Regions from separate parts of the Mus musculus genome. Here region 1 is linked to region 2. A link is a loop called in an ENCODE intact Hi-C map of the cell type or tissue named here. Cell type or tissue: gastrocnemius. All regions are shown on one strand.

Region 1 (8,000 bases), 120 kb after region 2:
TCAGTGCGCCCCCTCCCCCAATCTGTAGGATTAGGGCACAGGGCACCTGTATTCAGAGATCTGTGCCCCCTATTCTGCTGTGTGTTAGCAGCACCTCTCTGACAAAAACAAGACATAGCGGTTTCAGTTGTCATCTACAACGGCTTCCGCCCCTGAGAATTTAGCTGGCTTCTGGCTTCTCTATAGCCTTGTGCAGGAACCCACTCCCAGCGCGGGCTCCACAACAGCCCTGCACTCTCTGGTGCTACCCAGACCCATTTGCCAGCTGGTGTCGCCAAGGAGCATCGACTTTCACTTCCCTGCGGCGATATTTCCTTCTCCAAAGACACTAAGACTCCCCCAAAATATCCCCGCTCGCGCCCCTTGCCTTAGGGCTGCCTTGGAGGACCCAGAGGCAACTTCAACTCCGGAACCTGGTGTCCTCATTTGCAAACTACTTCTGCCCATGCATCCCCAAGAATCTCGCTTTCAGTTAGCCTCTCTCCCGCCCCGGCCCCCACGCACGCGCTGCGCTCACCATGATGAGTGGGCGCACCGCCGTCACCGCCTTTGCGGGTACTATGTCTCCGGGGCCGCCCGCCTGCGTGAGGGACACGGGCGTCTCCGGGTGTCCGGGGCCCCCCCACGCAGGGTCCCTTTCATAGCCTGGGGGCGGGGCGCGCGGACAGGGCGGGGTCAGCCCGAGCCTCTGCGCACGCGCCCCCGGGGAATGGAAACCTGAGTGCCAGGAAGCAGCGGTCTGAGCCTTGGCAGAAAGTAAAAGCACACCTGGACTCTCAATGCCAAGAAAGAGTCCGCCACGCCACCTCTTTGTTCCTTAAAAGTTAAAGTTTAACTTTTTCCCTTCTCTGAGACAGGAACTCACTATGTAGCCCTGACTGTCCTGGAACTCACCATGTAGATCAGGCTGGCCTGGTACAGAGATCTGCCTGCCTCTGCCTCCCAAGTGCTTGGATTAAAGACATCACCAGGAGAGAGATGAACTCTTAAAACAGGAGGCAGTTGCCTTTCCTGGGTTCCCAGGCAGGCTGGGATGAAATGGGTGCAGTCAGATAGTTTAAAATTTTGAAACAGGCTCATAGACCTTATCACAACTGACATGTGAAGGAAGTACCATTCAGGCCACGAAACCAGGCCGATAGGCATCACCGCCTCCTAAAACAAAAACAAAGACCTAATTCATCAAAGTCCATAATTCTGGGAAAGGCCCTAAATGTCCTAACCTTGATTTTTGGCTCCTATAGTCTGCTTCTGACTTAGGTGTGTCAACACAGGATGTGGTTTTTATGATTAAAAGCCTACCCTGAGAAAAGTGCTGGGTGGTGGTGGCACACACCTTTAATCCCAGCACTTGGAAGGCAGAGGCAGGTGGATTTCTGAGTTCAAGGCCAGCCTGGTCTACAGGGTGAGTTCCAGGACAGCCAGGTCTACACAGAGAAACCCTGTCTCAGGAAAAAAAAAAAAAAAAAAAAAAAAGTCTAGTGAAGGGGCTGAGGGGCTGGCTAATAAAGACTTTCTATTGGCTTCCGCTTGGGTCTAAGCAGTCTTCTTTGCTGGATATCCCCCAAAAAAGGTTTGTTTTAAAGATGAATCTCATGTAACCCAGGCTAAGTTCAAACTCTCTATGTAACAAAGGGTGACCTTGAACTTCTTATCCTCTTGCTGGAAATTCATACATACAAGAACATGTCAGCTGTTTAAGATGCTGGGGTTCCTGCAAGCTAGGCAAGTGCATCCTAGCTTCGAGGACGTGGTGACATTGTTCACTTTCACTTTTTTCTTTAATCCCAGCACTTGGGAGGCAGAGGCAAGCAGATCTCAGTGAGTTCCAGGCCAGCCTGATCTGCAGAGTGAGTTCCAGGACAGCCAGGCCTACAGAGAGACACCCTGTCTCAACAAAACAAAACAAAACAAACGGATATATAATTATATATAATTTCTCAGGAGCAGTTGAGATATAGCTTTGTTAACATGGCCACGTTACCCTGAGTTGAACTTCTAGGCCATGAATGATAGAAAACCAACTCCCTCGACTTGTTCTTCTCTGACAGCCACAGGCAGGTAGTAGGTGTGTAGGTCCGCACACATAAATGCACACAAAAATAAATTAAAATGTACTTTTTATTTCTTTGAGAGATCTCTCTGTCCAGCTCTGGCTATCCTGGAATTCACTGTGTAGACCAGGCTGGCCTCAAACTCACAGAGATCCGGCTGCCTCTGCCTCCCTGATGCTGGGACTAACAATGTGTACCACCACTGCCTGGCTTAATAGATGAGTTTTATTTTATGTGTATTGGTGTTTCGCCTGCATATGTGTCTATGTGGGGGTTTAGAACCTTCTGGAACTAGAGTTATAGACAGGTGTGAGCTGCCATGTGGTTGCTGGGAATTGAACTCAGGTCCTCTTAAAGAGCAGCCCTTGCTCTTAGCCTCTGCGCTATCTCTCCGGCCTCATTTAAAATGTAATTTTAAAAAGACATGATTTAAAATACTTTTATCTAGGGACTGGGACTATAGCTTGGTGTTAGAAGACTTGTCTAGTAGGCACAAGTTCCTGGACTTGACCTGGGGATAAGTTTGGGGACCAAAGTCATTCTGCCTTTGAATTGCCTCTCACTTGACTGGAATCCTGGCTTCATCCAGCCTAAGTCATCTTTATCCCTGCTTCTGGACCACATGGCAAAGGCCTTGCATGATGGTTTGTATATGCTTGGCCCAGGGTGTGGCACCATTAGGAGGTGTGACTCTGTTGGAGAAAGTGTGTCACTGTGGACATGGGCTTTAAGACCCTCATTCTAGCTTCCTGGAAGTCAGTCTTCTCATAGCAGCCTTCAGATGAAGATATAGAACTCTCAGGTCCTCCAGCCTGCCTGGATTCTGCCACAATCCCACCTTAATAATAATCGTCTGAACCTGTAAACCACCATCCCCAATTAAATGTTGTCTAAGAGTTGCCTTGGTCACGGTGTCTGTTCACAGTAGTTAAAACCCTAAGATGGCCTGATCTTTTTTTTTTCCAGATTTATTTATTTATTTTATGTGTATGAGAACACTGTTGCTGTTTTCAGATCCACTAGAAGAGGGCATCAGATCCCATTACAGACAGTTGTGAGCCACCACATGGTTGCTGGGAATTGAACTCAGGACTGCTGTTAACCACTGAGCCATCTCTCCAGCCCAGGCTGATCCTTTTGAGGCCAGATGTTTATTCGCTAACTCTAGGAAGTCACAGCCTTCTCAGTGGGATTTCTGTGCTGTTCTAGAACATAATATTCCCAGGGCAGCTTAAGGCTGCACAGAGGAGGCCGCACATTCTGGGACTCTTCTCCCAGACAGTCTGCCGGTAGACACAGCTTTTACTCCAATCTACTCTGAAGGCCTACAGGCTTTATAAGATGGATGATGTCAGCAGAGCTGGGGTTTCTGTATATCTCCACCCCACTCCCAAGCCTTGTACATCCTGGGGAAACTGAGTCAACGGTTCTCGGGGCTTTCCTTTCCTGTTCTTTCAGGGTTCTGCGCTCTCAGACACTCACCTGCTTCTCCACCCACCCTGCTCATCTCTTCCATTGGTCCCTACTGAGAACGAGGGGTGGGAGGCAGCACAGTGTCACTCAAGATCTATAAAAGTTAAAGGCGCATATTTAATGGAGAAACGGGGGCGGGGGGTCTGTAGGAGTGAGTCTCCCAGTGTTTCCTCTCCAAAACACCTGGGAACACTGTCCGCCTGAACCTCGGAGCCTACTGAGCGGTCTTCATCCCTTCTCTGTTGTTAAGTAGCCTGGGCTTTAGATTATTCCTCTTTTGTCTTCTCCAACTTTTGGACCTCCCCTTTGGCTGCTTCTGCTTGTTTCTTCTCTTGTTTTTGGCTGCCGTCCTCTGAGGGTAGGTGGCTGGAGTAGTCCGAGAGCCTTCTGTAGATTTCTCTGGACTCTCTCCTAATCCCTAGGTTTGACGAGTGACCGTCTCCCAACAGTTTTTTGCTGAGTCCTCCCGAGCTTTTCCTGTCTTGCTCGTCATCCGTGGCTTCTCTCTCACTTTCCTGGTCCCTCTCCCACTGCTTCACCACCCTCTCCTGCTCCTCTCGCCCTCGCAGCGGCTCCTTCTCAGATGCTCCCTGCAAATCCATCTGTGACATGATGTCCTCTGAAAAACAGAACGGGGTGGGTGCAGGGTGAAACGCGCGGCCCATGCAAAGACCTGAGGGTGGCCTCGGTCACATGGTGTCACATGTCACACTCTTTCCAAGGGAGGGAGCCAATCATTGCTCGGGTCCCGGAGAGGCTCTGCTGTGCCATCGGGTGAGATGCCACCGCATATGTCACACCGCTGGATTACCACGCAATTGCAAGGGAGCCCGATACTGGCACAAAGGAGAACTCACCACAGTCCAAGAAAGACCGAAACCAGAATTAGAACCCTGGACGGCCTGACCCAAGAACACAGGCTTCTTTCCCTACAGGAAATGGCACTGGTGCTTTACTCTTTGCTCCATGCCCTGTGAGCAGCCACTGCTCTGGTACTGTCACACTGTATCAGACCCTCCCACAATGGTACTGTCACACTGTATCAGATCTTCCCACAACCCTGCCTCCCACTGCTGTGATGCAAAAGACATCCTTCCTTCCTGGACAAAAATGGCATAGGTGTTGACAGGGGACACGGGGTCTTTTTTTTTTTTCTCCCCCCCCACTGGCCCCATCCTGCCACCATTGTGTTTGTCCCTGGGGAGCAGTCAGTGTCCAGTTCTTTTGTAAACATGTGAGCAGGCTGTGAGTAAGAGGGGCTGCTGGAGAGCCGCCGTCTTAATGATTCTTGCTCCTTGGCTGATAAATACAGAAAAGTCACCATCGCATCCTGGGTATCCTTCATGCTCTTCTTCCTGGAAGCCGCTCATGGCGAAGTCAGTGGAAAAGGGGCTCAGCCATCCCAAGGTAAAAAGATAGACAACAGTGCCCTCTTCTGTTCAGAGAAGGAAGTGCCCCCATGAGAAGGCATGAGGTCTTTCCTCTGCCTGTGGCTGGCCCAGAGGAGAAGTTGCTTTTCTGCCCACCCCCCACTCCCCAGCCCCTATCCATCACTCCAGTGGCTTTTTAACTGCTCCATGCAATCTCCAAACAGAGGACTGACCTCTCTTTGAGGGAATCAGCTACCACGAGGCAGGCACTGGAGAGATGGTGCAATGGATGGATGACCCTGAGTCCTGAGCCCTGAGAACTGGAGGCAAACACCTGTAAACCCAGGACTTGGTGGGGAGAGACTAGAGGAACGTCAGGAAGTGATGGCCATTCCCTGCTACAGAGTAATGGTCCTGTGGGCTGTGGGCCCTGCAGAGAAGAGTCCCTGGTCTGTCTGAGAATCTAACACCTACCTGGCACACTGCAAGTGATAAAAATGGTAAATACCCCACGAATAACCTGAAGACAGAATGGAAGAAGGAAGAACGAAGTTACAGGGCAGCTGGGCTGGGGGCAAAGCCAGGCCATCCCCGTCCTGATCCAGGAAGAGATTCAGCTGCTGTTGGCAACTGCGTGAGTGAGCATACTCAGAGGGCAATGCCAACCTGGCCTTGGGAGTGACTGGTGAGTGAGGCAGGATAACTGGCAGAGAAGGGTGGGGGAGGGACGGAAGGGGTAGTGACTCACGTCTCTCTGCCTTTTCCCTGAGTATCTCCCTGTAGTTCGTTTTCTTAAGTTCTTCGATGATGCCCTTGTTGGCATCGTCCAAGGCCTGTGGAAGTCAGAGGAGCTGGTGAACACTTTCTTTTTTTTTTTTTTTTTGGAGACAGGCTATTGCTCTCTATCCCAGGCTGGCCTCAAATTCCTGCCTCTACTTGCTACATGCTGGGATTACATGCGCCACCTGGTTGCTTTTTGTTTTGAAACAGGGTCTCTTGGGCTGGGGAGATGAGTCAGCAGTTAAGAGCACTGACTGCTCTTCTGAAGATCCTGAGTTCAAATCCTAGCAACCACATGGTGGCTCACAACCACCCATAATGAGATCTGACGCCCTCTTCTGGTGTGTCTGAAGACAGCTACCGTGTATTTATGTATAGTAATAAATAAATCTTTTTTTTTTTTAAATTGAAACAGGGACTCATTAAGTATGTCGGTCCGAGCTGCAGCTTCTGCCTCTGATGGGATTATAAGCATGTCCCCACACCCTGCTTTCTGTGAGGTCTTGAAGAGCCTCCATCTTTGTCAGTCATCTCAGAGGCTGGCACTGAGCTCTAGGATACTGAGGCTTTAGGATATGTGTAACTGGATGCCTGGTGGACAACATGGTTCTGGGGCCTGCCCAGTTGGGTTTCATATCTAGAAATGGTAACGCAAGAGGCAGGGGTAGGTGGAGGGGTCTCAGACCTGGTCCCACAAGGAGCCACGGAGGATCAATTAATGAAGTCAATGCCCAGCCTTCAGGGTAACCTCAGCGCTGCCTCTCGGAGAGCCCCAAGCCCTGCCTCCCAGGAGACCAGGGCTCTCGCTCCCACTCTCCTTGGTCACAGACAAGGGCTTATGCTTTTGCCTTGGTTTTTGTGCGGACACTAAACTTCACATGGGGCCAGGATCACAGCCAGACAGGCATGGGCTCAGCCCACCTTACCACAATAACTGCAAGGTAAATACTTGTGCTCTCCATGGGTGGTCATGTGGGAGAGGATCAAGTCAGAGGGGCCACAAGCGAGACTCGTGGAGCACACACGTGGCAGGGCTGGAGTGAAGGTGGGCATTCTGAGGTGTGTGTCACGGGGACTGTCCCTCAACGAGAACTGGGCAGCGATATGTCAGGCCTAAGCTACCCTGAGAAATACAGAAGAAGCAGGGGTGTTCACTGGGGGTCTCTTGGGAGGGATTTTTCTACTGCGATATGAAAGTATTGGCCTCACCACATCATAAACTTTCCTCCCAAAAGGTCTCTTCTCTGGCACCCCCTGTCCCTCCAGCACAGCTCTCTGCCCCCACCCTGTGCCCCGCTATTCCAGACCAATCCTGCTTGTCCTCCAAAGCTCAGCCTGAGGCCTATCTCCTATTGGGTGCATCCTCGGGGTGTCACTGACAAGGTGACCTGCTCCTTTCTCAAGCTCCTGCTGCTACCCGTGTCTCCAGTCTGGCCCCCTTGGCCATGCCAGTGCTGCTGAGTTGTGTGCTCTGGCCTCTCAGCAGGGGCCTGCTTCAGAGGAGAGGCACCCCCATCAAAACCCACTCTAGCAGATGATTATACTGGGGGGATGCCTGTACCTGTGTGCCTCCAGAACTTCCCTGTGAAAAGCGCCTGAGGAACCTGGTGGTCAAGAAGAGGTAGGTGGGGGACCCCTGAAGAGGGCTTTATGGGACTTGGCTGAGGTCCACCTGGAACAGTATCTTTGGGAGGAGACAGGTGGGGGCGGGGCTGGACAAGCCTGAGCTACCTCCTGGCTTTGCCTCACTCAACTTGTGGACTCTGCCCCCTGGCACTTCTAGTCTAGGCTGGCACTGCCCACCAGGAATGCCTGCAATAGTGGGACTACTCTCCATCTGTACCATGCGGTCCCACCAGCTACGCGTGGCTGCCGGGCACTTGAAATATGGCTAATGAGTAAGAAACCGAACTCTGCAGCTGCTTCCTGGGCGGGGCTGGGTGACTGAAAACTGAGGGGGTCATGGAAGGTCCCCTGGGAGAGGATCTCGAAGCTAACACTTAGGAGTTAGCCGAGAGCTTCCTGGAAGGGGAAGGGTCAAACCTAGGAGGACTTAGAAAATTCTAGACAGGGGGCTGGTGAGATGGCTCAGTGGGTAAAAGCACCCGACTGCTCTTCCGAAGGTCCGAAGTTCAAATCCCAGCAACCACATGGTGGCTCACAACCACCCATAATGAGATCTGATGCCCTCTTCTGGTGTGTCTGAAGACAACTACAGTGTACTTACATATAATAAATAAATAAATCTTTAAAAAAAAAAAAAGAAAATTCTAGACAGAGATTAAAGTGCTTGTTCATGGGCACAAGACAGTCTGTTAGGGGA
Region 2 (8,000 bases):
ATGCAAAGGTCCTAGTGGTGGTATTGAGGACTGCTGGTCTGGGGTCTGTGAGCAATGGATTCTATACAGAATGTCTCCTGTAAGGCTGGCCTTGAGAGTAAATGGAGATGTGTTCTTAAAGTGTGCTTAGGGAATAATAATCTCAGGGAATGAGCAGAATCAGGTGTCTTCTCTGCCAACAACTGTCCTGCGAGCACCCTGTCCACCCAGGCCTGAGCCCTGTTGCCTCTGTTTTGGTATTTTCAGACCATAAAAATGTGCTGGGCCAGCTAGCAGCTCGGGGTCCTGAGAACCCGAAGTTGGAGATGCTGGAAAGGATCTTACTGAAGCAGTTTGGGAGTCCTGGCCACACTCGGGGTATCATCTTCACCAGAACCCGTCAGACTGCTTCCTCCCTCCTGCTCTGGCTTCGGCAGCAGCCTTGCCTACAGACTGTGGGCATCAAGCCGCAGATGCTGATCGGAGCAGGGAACACAAGCCAGAGCACACACATGACCCAGGTGTTGGGCCGTGGCTGGAGGCATTTCACAGGGGAGAAAGGGGAACAGGGTTTTCCATACCGTAGCAGGGTTCTGGGGAAGAGGGATTGAATCTTCCTAGACAAGAGACCAGAGAGCTGGGATTAAACAGAGACACTCCCCACCACCACCCTCTTTCGCTTAAGTTTCCCCCTGCCTAAAGTCCCAGGGGATGGAGTAGCAGGGACCCAAGGGCCTGTAGAAAAAAAAAATGAGTAGGTGGTATGGCTTCTCAGGGCAGAGGATCAGGGATATGGGATCCTTTATGGGGGATAGGGGTTAGGCAGGGACTTTTAGAGGTCACTAGGGAAGGGGTCTGGTAGGATGCTTGCCTCACAAGCACAGAGCCATAAGCCAGGTGTGGTAGTGTGTTGTAATCCCAGCACTCAGATGACAGATGGAGGCAATAGACCCAGAGGGTCAAGGTGGTTCTTGTCTACAACAGCAAGTTCAAGGCCAGCTTAGGATATTTGAAGAATCTGTCTTTTATAAGGGAGGGAGGGAGAAAAAAGTGTCCTAGGGATTACGGGTCACTAGGAAAGGCCAGCATAATCTTGGGGATAACCTTGGGACAGACTGGGACTCTGGGTTCCCGTAAACCTTTTCTTTCTCCCTGAACCCTCCAACAGAAAGACCAGCAGGAAGTGATCCAGGAGTTCAGGGATGGTATCCTGAGCCTTCTAGTGGCCACAAGTGTGGCAGAGGAGGGGCTGGATATCGCTCAGTGCAATGTGGTGGTGCGCTATGGGCTCCTGACCAATGAGATCTCCATGGTCCAGGTACACTTAAGCCCTGCTACCCACTGCAGCCCTGGAAGGATCCCATATGGATCCCAGCCCACATCTCCCTCACCTTTGTCATTTTTCCCAGGCCCGGGGTCGTGCTCGAGCTGGTCAGAGTGTGTACTCCTTCCTGGCTACAGAGGGCAGTCGGGAGATGAAGCGGGAGCTAACCAATGAGGCTCTGGAGGTGCTGATGGAGAAGGCTGTGGCTGCTGTACAGAAGATGGACCCTGATGAGTTCAAGGCCAAGGTCAGCGGCAGCCTGCAGCAGCCTCTGAGAGCCTGAGGCTCTGACTGCATCCACACACTCCTGGGTCCCCTCCAGGATCACTTAGGGAACTTTTATACCAGGCAGAGAAAGATCAAGGCCATGGTAACTGTTGCCAGAGAAGGCGATGCCTGTCCTCTGCATGACCTTAGAAAATAGGCCTTGTCCCAGGTGTGCCCTTATCCTTGGTTGGAGGCCAGCCTGAATTATGTGAGGGTGCTGGGGGAAAGGGCTGGGGGACGGGAAACAGATACTTTATATATTTGTGAGAGCCTTTCTGGAAATAGAAGGAAACAAAAACACAGGTGGTAGGTAAGATCCGGACAGATAATGTCCTAATCTCAGAAGCAGCATCCAAGCCATTTTCTTTAGTGCTGTTGTTTTAGCATAATGCCATCCCATGATAGATTTAAACAAACAAACAGACAAACAGCCGGGCAGTGGTAGCGCACGCTTTTAATCCCAGCGCTTGGGAGGCAGAGGCAGGTGGATTTCTGAGTTCAAGGCCAGCCTGGGCTACAAAGTGAGTTCCAGGACAGCCAGGGCTACACAGAGAAATCCTGTCTCGAAAAACAAACAAACAAAAAAGATAAAAACAAACAAGCAAAAAAAGCTATGCATGACATTTTTTAAAGGATGAATACAACACAACATTAACAGGAACGGGGAGATGACTCAGTCAGTCAAGGGTAACACAAGCACAAGGACCTGAATTCCCAGTCCAGTAAAAGTCTGGGTACAGCAATGTGTTAACTCTGGGAAGACAGACAGGAGGATTTCTGGGCTTGCTGGCCAGCCAGCTTATCTGAGTCAGGGAGCTTCAGGTTCAGTGAGAGACCCTGTCTCAAACAAGAAGTCCCTTCTGGGTCCGGGTACAAATGATCTGGGGTCTTTGGGAACTCTGAGAACTTTCCTGAGGTTGGGTCTCTTGGTGTCCATGTCCAAGTCCTGTCCCCCGCCCTCTTCTCCAGATCCGGGACTTGCAGCAAGCATCTCTAGTTAAGCGGGCAGCACGCGCGGCCCATCGGGAGATCCAGCAGGGGCAGTTCCTACCGGAGCACGTGCAACTTCTCTGCATCAACTGTATGGTGGCCGTGGGCTACGGGAGTGACCTGCGGAAAGTGGAGGGCACCCACCACGTCAATGTGAACCCCAACTTCTCGTGAGAGCCATGGGAGGGCTTGCAGGATGCAGAAGGGCTTTTTACCGGGTGTGGCAAGCTAAAAAGTGTTTTAGCAAGCAGGTTTTATCCCCAACAAAGAGAACTAGAATTTAGGATACAAAGAATTTAGCCATGACCTGAGTCCTTGACCCTACCCACTCTCAGGATATCAAGAAAAGTTTAACTGTCGGGTGAGGTAGCCTGTCTATGTCACTCAGTAGGCTAGGGAGAATTTTTTTTTTTTTTTTTTTTTTTTTTTTTGGTTTTTGGAGACAGGGTTTCTCTGTATAGCCCTGGCTATCCTGGAACTCACTCTGTAGACCAGGCTGGCCTCAAACTCAGAAATCCGCCTGCCTCTGCCTCCCAAGTGCTGGGATTAAAGGCGTGCGCCGCCACCACCACCCAGCTGCAGTATCTTTTTCAATATTTGGAACATAAGTTATATGTCACCTAGGTAGGAGAAGGAGGGTGATGGGGTTTAAACACGGGAAATGAGTCTAGGCAGAAGTGAGAGAGCATAATTACCCTGAGAGGAATGATGGCAGGGATGGGGCTCGGGATCCAAGGATGTTCTCTGGATGCAGGAATAGGGTGTGGACAGGGCAGGCCAATCCTCCTGGGGACTAGAGTTCCTGATTCTGGGAAATTCTCTATCTTGACAGGCAGAAAGGTCAGATGTCTTGGGAGGGACTCAGCCAGTTACAGGACATGGAATCTGGGGTTCAGGGGCTCCAGAAGGGCTCTGTCTACTCCATTCTTTCTAGGGTCTACTATACCACCTCCCAGAACCCTGTGGTCATTAACAAGGTCTTTAAGGACTGGAGACCTGGAGGAACCATCAGGTGCAGTAACTGTGGGGAGGTAAGTAAAAGGCTATAGCCCAAGGCAAAGAGCCCTCAGCCCTGGACTCCAGAGGCCCTTGGTTTGGGAAAGGAGGCCTAGCTGCACCTTCCAGTCGTCACCCCAGGTGGGAACCACGCCTGCTCTGGGAGACCCTCTGTCCTTCTGTCTGAGAGACCCGCCGTCTGTCCTGTAGTCCCCTGTAGCTTGACCTTTTACTATTTTGCATGTTCCTTTTTCTTCCACCCTTCTTCACTTCTTTATTCACCCTTTCAAGCCCCTAACCCTAGGTAGGAGAGAAAAAAAGGATAGAGGGGGAAGGGGGCGATATTATCGGTAGACAACTTCCTGATGATTTGGGGCATCGAGTTCCTTGGGGCCAGTATGATCTTCACTGTCAGGATATCTAATTTCTTCTTTTCATCTCTTTGTACCCAATGCAACCAACATCATCCAACCACCAACTAGCCTCTTCTATCTTTGCTCTAGCATTTATACACCCTCTGAAGGGTCCCCAGACTTCCAGACGTCAAAACCACACCCTTGCTAGAGCACCAAGCAAATCACTGTCATTTGCTGTGGACAATCCAAGGCCGCCCCATATTACACACCTGGGATTAAAATTAAAACACTCTCATGAATCTGTGTTTTTAAAGAAACCAAAAATTTCATTATAGTCCTGTCTTAGGGAGCCTCCTGCATGATGGCCTCTGGTGGTAGATATGGGGCTGGTCATCACAGAAGTCCAGTTTAAGGATAGAAAGCCACGTGCTTCCATCTGTTCCACCATCAGGTCTGGGGCTTCCAGATGATCTACAAATCAGTGACCTTGCCAGTGCTCAAAATCGGAAGCATACTACTGGAAACACCTCGAGGGAAGATCCAGGCCAAAAAGTGGTCCCGGGTGCCTTTCTCCATACCAGTCTTCGATATCCTGCAGGACTGCACACAAAGCCTGTCTGAGCTCTCCCTGGACTGACCCCCTTGTGACTGCAGTACCTAGGTCAAACTGCAGGGGGCAGGAGAGTCCAGCAAGCCATCCTCCTTCCCCTGGCTAGCACTCTGGTCAGGGTACCCCTTTATTCTGCTGCAGAGATCTTAAACACATTGGATGGAGTTGGAAGATGAACGCAGGAGAATTATTATGCCATGATGTTCTAAGAACTACAACATCCCTCCCTTGCCCAAGCACCTTGTAGGTTTTGTTTTTGTTTTTGAGGCTCTTCATAAATTAAAGGTGTAGTAGAGAATATGTAACGGTTTTTATTTTGAAGTGTAATTGATGGAAAATAAGCTTCATTAGTGTGCCATGCCTCCTCCTAGTCAAGAGATGAACGCACCCTCGCAGATGTCTTTGTTTCCACTGTAAGGCCTATCTTCTACCCCTCTTTGCACACTTACCTGCTTGAGTAAATTTTAATGTTAAAATATTACCCTTTGGACTAGCTGAGTTGTCAGAGCTCAGCCTACAGTGTACAAAGCCCAGGGTTTGATGTCCAGAACTGCATAAAGCCAGCATGGCGAGTGCCTACCTGGATTCTAAACACTGGAGGGGTAGAGACAGGAGGATGCTCTGATGAGATCGTTCACTGGGTAAAGTATTGCCTACAGGCCTGACTGACTGAGTTCAATCCCCCAGGACCAACTTGGGGGAAGGTGAGGGCCACCAACTTGTTTCTCTGACCTCCTCCCATGCATCCTAGTGCAGTCATAAATACTCCAGCACACACACACACACACACACACACACACACAAACACACACACACACTCCGGCACACACATGCACACACAATGAATAATAACTGTAGCTAAGATAAGTTTAAAGCCATCCTTGGCTACATTGTATGTTTGAGGTCCGCCTGGGGTTGTCTCAAAAAAAAAAAAAAAAAAAAGAAAGAAAGAAAAAAGAAAAGAAAGGAAGGAAGGAAGAAAAAAGAAAGAAAAAAGAAATGAAAGGAAAAATGTCTTCTGTGTCTGCCAAGTTCTCATGTAGATCACCAGCAGGATAAATCTGAGGTGCCCAAGACAGGGTTCACAGGCCGAGAACACACCCATCACAGAAGCGGCTCTGGGTTTCATTCCTAGATCTAAAAAGCTTCAATTTGAGGCTCTTTAAGAATGTAAAGTCCTTGTCTCCTTGCCACCCTGTGACAGGTTCTAACTCTTCAACCCCCCCCCTTGTCCCCCCTTCTCACTTGAGAAAAAGCATCCGAGAGCCAGTATTGGAGGGCTGGAGTCAGGTAGGCATGGAGCAGGGAGAATCAGAGAGGCCTAATTTTTTTTTGTTCTGATTTTAATAGAGGCAAGATCTAGGTTGATTCTTCAGGGAAAGGGCTATTTCTGTAGTAAGAGGCCCAGCAGGCACAAGCCACCTTTGGGGGGGGGGAGGGATGGAAGGGTTAGGGCAGATTCCACAGAAGGATGACAGTTCTTCCTGTTATCCAACCTGTATCTCTTCTGCTTCATTCTTGCCCTGCCTCAAAGTGCATAGAAAAGAATTGATTCTCTCTTCTCCCAGTCTTTTCTGGCTAAAGCTAAAAATTCACAGCCACTCTTTTGGGCAGCCATCTTAACTAGGGTAACTCTTTCTCAGAGTGTCCTTGGTCCCTTCAGGAGTCATCCCCCCCCAACCACCAGCCAGGAACGTGCCTTTTACAGGTCAATAAAATTAGCGACTGATGGAGGAGGGGGCGGGGGCAGAGTGCTAAGCTCAGTGGCCTTGAATGTGGCTGGACTCACGGAGTCTGGACGCCTGTCATTCCAGTGCTAAACAGTGACAGCTGAGGGACCTGCCAGGGGGGTTTGGGGTTTGGAGGAGGGCCCTGTGTTGCCAGGAGAGAGGAAAAAGATGGATGCCTAATGTCTCTCTAATCACTGGGTCTTTATATTGCTGACCTTTAGGCAGGAGTTAGGGAGGGGGTGGGGTAAGGGTGTCTCCACCCATCTTCAATTTTGTGAGACCCTCAGACTGAGGGGAGGGAGACTCAGGCAAATCTGTTCTTGTTGCTGCTTTGGGCTGGGGGGTGGGGGGTCTTCTGGCGGAGCCAGGCTTGTGAACATCTGGACCAGGCTGTCAGATAGAATTGTATAAGGTCAGGAGGACTCAGGTTTTCTAACCCTCCGAGAGTCAAGTGTAGGTTCGTTGCCAGTGCTCCTGGCACTTAGGAAGCTGAAGAAAAACTGGTGCTAGTTGAATTCAAATGTGGCCTGAGTGCAGCCTTCCTAGCCTTGGGAAAAACAAATGAGGAGGAAGAGGCAGTGGGGGAGGAGAAACATGACAATGATGATGACAAAAGGAAGGAAGGAAGGGAGAAAGAAAGAAAAAGAAGGGAGGAAAGAGAGAGCCCACACATACGTGAGCAAGCATGATTGGTGGTACATGCATGTATGTAATCCTAGCATTTAGAGGGTGGAGGCTAGAGGACCAAGAGCTCAAGGTAGTCCTGGGCTACATAAGACCCTATTTCAAATGAGACGGGGAGAGAAGGGAAAGGAAGAGATAAAAGAAAAGAAACCGGAACTCCCAGTGGCCCTGTTTCTCTGCTCTATACTCAACAACCTCAAAATGCTTACCGACTCCTCACCTTCAGGACTGGGGTGGGACTGGAGACCCCGCCCCTCCCAGCTCGTCCCCGCCCCCAGCCCGCCAGCCCCGGCCCGCGAGCCCAGAGCTTTTGCGCTGCAAACCAGGCGAGAGCAGGTGGCCACCGCCGGCTGCATCTCTTTCCTGCAGGTAAGACACTCTGAGGATCTCGAGGTCAGCTCGGAAAGACAAGGCAGAGCCTTCTGTCTCCTGCCCGTCTCAAACCTAGGGGACACCCAGAGACAACTAGGCTCGGTAGGCGGGTGCGATAAAACTCTAAGGAAGTTGGAGGGAGCCGCTGGCTCTACGGGATAATGCCAGAGTCCAAGGGCTGCGGAAAGCAGCAACGGGCAGCAGACACTACAATGTTCCGAAGGGCAGCAGGTGAACTTCGTCACCCCAAGTACCCTTTGTGTGTCCCAGGGCAATATATTCGCAGTTCGGAGTAATGGAGTGAACCGAAGGGTTTCTGTTCTGGGAGCAAGTGAGTGACAGCTGTTGCCTATCAGCGTGGGACTTGGGTTTTCTGGTGTCCCTGGGTCATCTGCATCATTTGCACTTGGCTATAGATGGCGAGAGGAGGTGGGGAATGAGGAAATGCCAGAATCCAGAGGGCCCAGGATCAGCAGGTCCATCCTGCCTAGTGTCTTAGAGTCAGACCCTGAGAATGAAGGCAGGCCTGGGATGACTGTGCCCTCTTATGTGGGATTTGGGCTTTAGGATGAGACTCTGCCTCCCAGAACTCCAGGGAGGGTTTTCTGGGAGACCTGATCTGAGATAACTCAGCTGTGATGCCAAGATTCCTGAGTCAGAAAAGAGAGGCAATTTGGGACCTTGTGAGCCAC

Evidence for each region. Peaks named below come from ENCODE experiments on the same cell type or tissue, not always from the same donor. Only the 100,000 strongest peaks of a DNase experiment are listed, where the experiment ranks them.
Region 1: a loop joins it to region 2, with 6 times the contacts of the local background. A loop is called at or near these places in 38 of 42 quality-filtered maps.

The regions. Positions count from the first base shown.
Region 1 is chr11:100,567,586-100,575,585 of GRCm38, reverse strand. It overlaps Ttc25 (tetratricopeptide repeat domain 25), which reads right to left. Exons shown (of 12, transcript NM_028918.3): 11 at 5,646-5,730; 12 at 3,020-4,146. The coding sequence ends at 3,794. Cnp (2',3'-cyclic nucleotide 3' phosphodiesterase) reads right to left here and starts at 647. Exons shown (of 4, transcript NM_009923.2): 1 at 518-647. The coding sequence starts at 520. In gastrocnemius, CTCF peaks have their summits at 261 (motif pointing right) and 4,964 (motif pointing left); DNase peaks (open chromatin) are centred at 313, 636 and 4,953; H3K4me3 peaks cover 2,348 bases; H3K27ac peaks cover 1,811 bases.
Region 2 is chr11:100,691,706-100,699,705 of GRCm38, reverse strand. It overlaps Zfp385c (zinc finger protein 385C), which reads left to right and starts at 7,240. Exons shown (of 9, transcript NM_001373887.1): 1 at 7,240-7,305. It overlaps Dhx58 (DEXH (Asp-Glu-X-His) box polypeptide 58), which reads left to right. Exons shown (of 13, transcript NM_030150.2): 8 at 247-500; 9 at 1,148-1,297; 10 at 1,389-1,550; 11 at 2,540-2,730; 12 at 3,495-3,591; 13 at 4,364-4,822. The coding sequence ends at 4,549. It overlaps Gm38483 (a long non-coding RNA gene), which reads right to left. Exons shown (of 5, transcript XR_880214.3): 5 at 2,177-2,680. In gastrocnemius, no CTCF peak of the experiment used is centred here; DNase peaks (open chromatin) are centred at 4,576 and 7,282; H3K4me3 peaks cover 671 bases.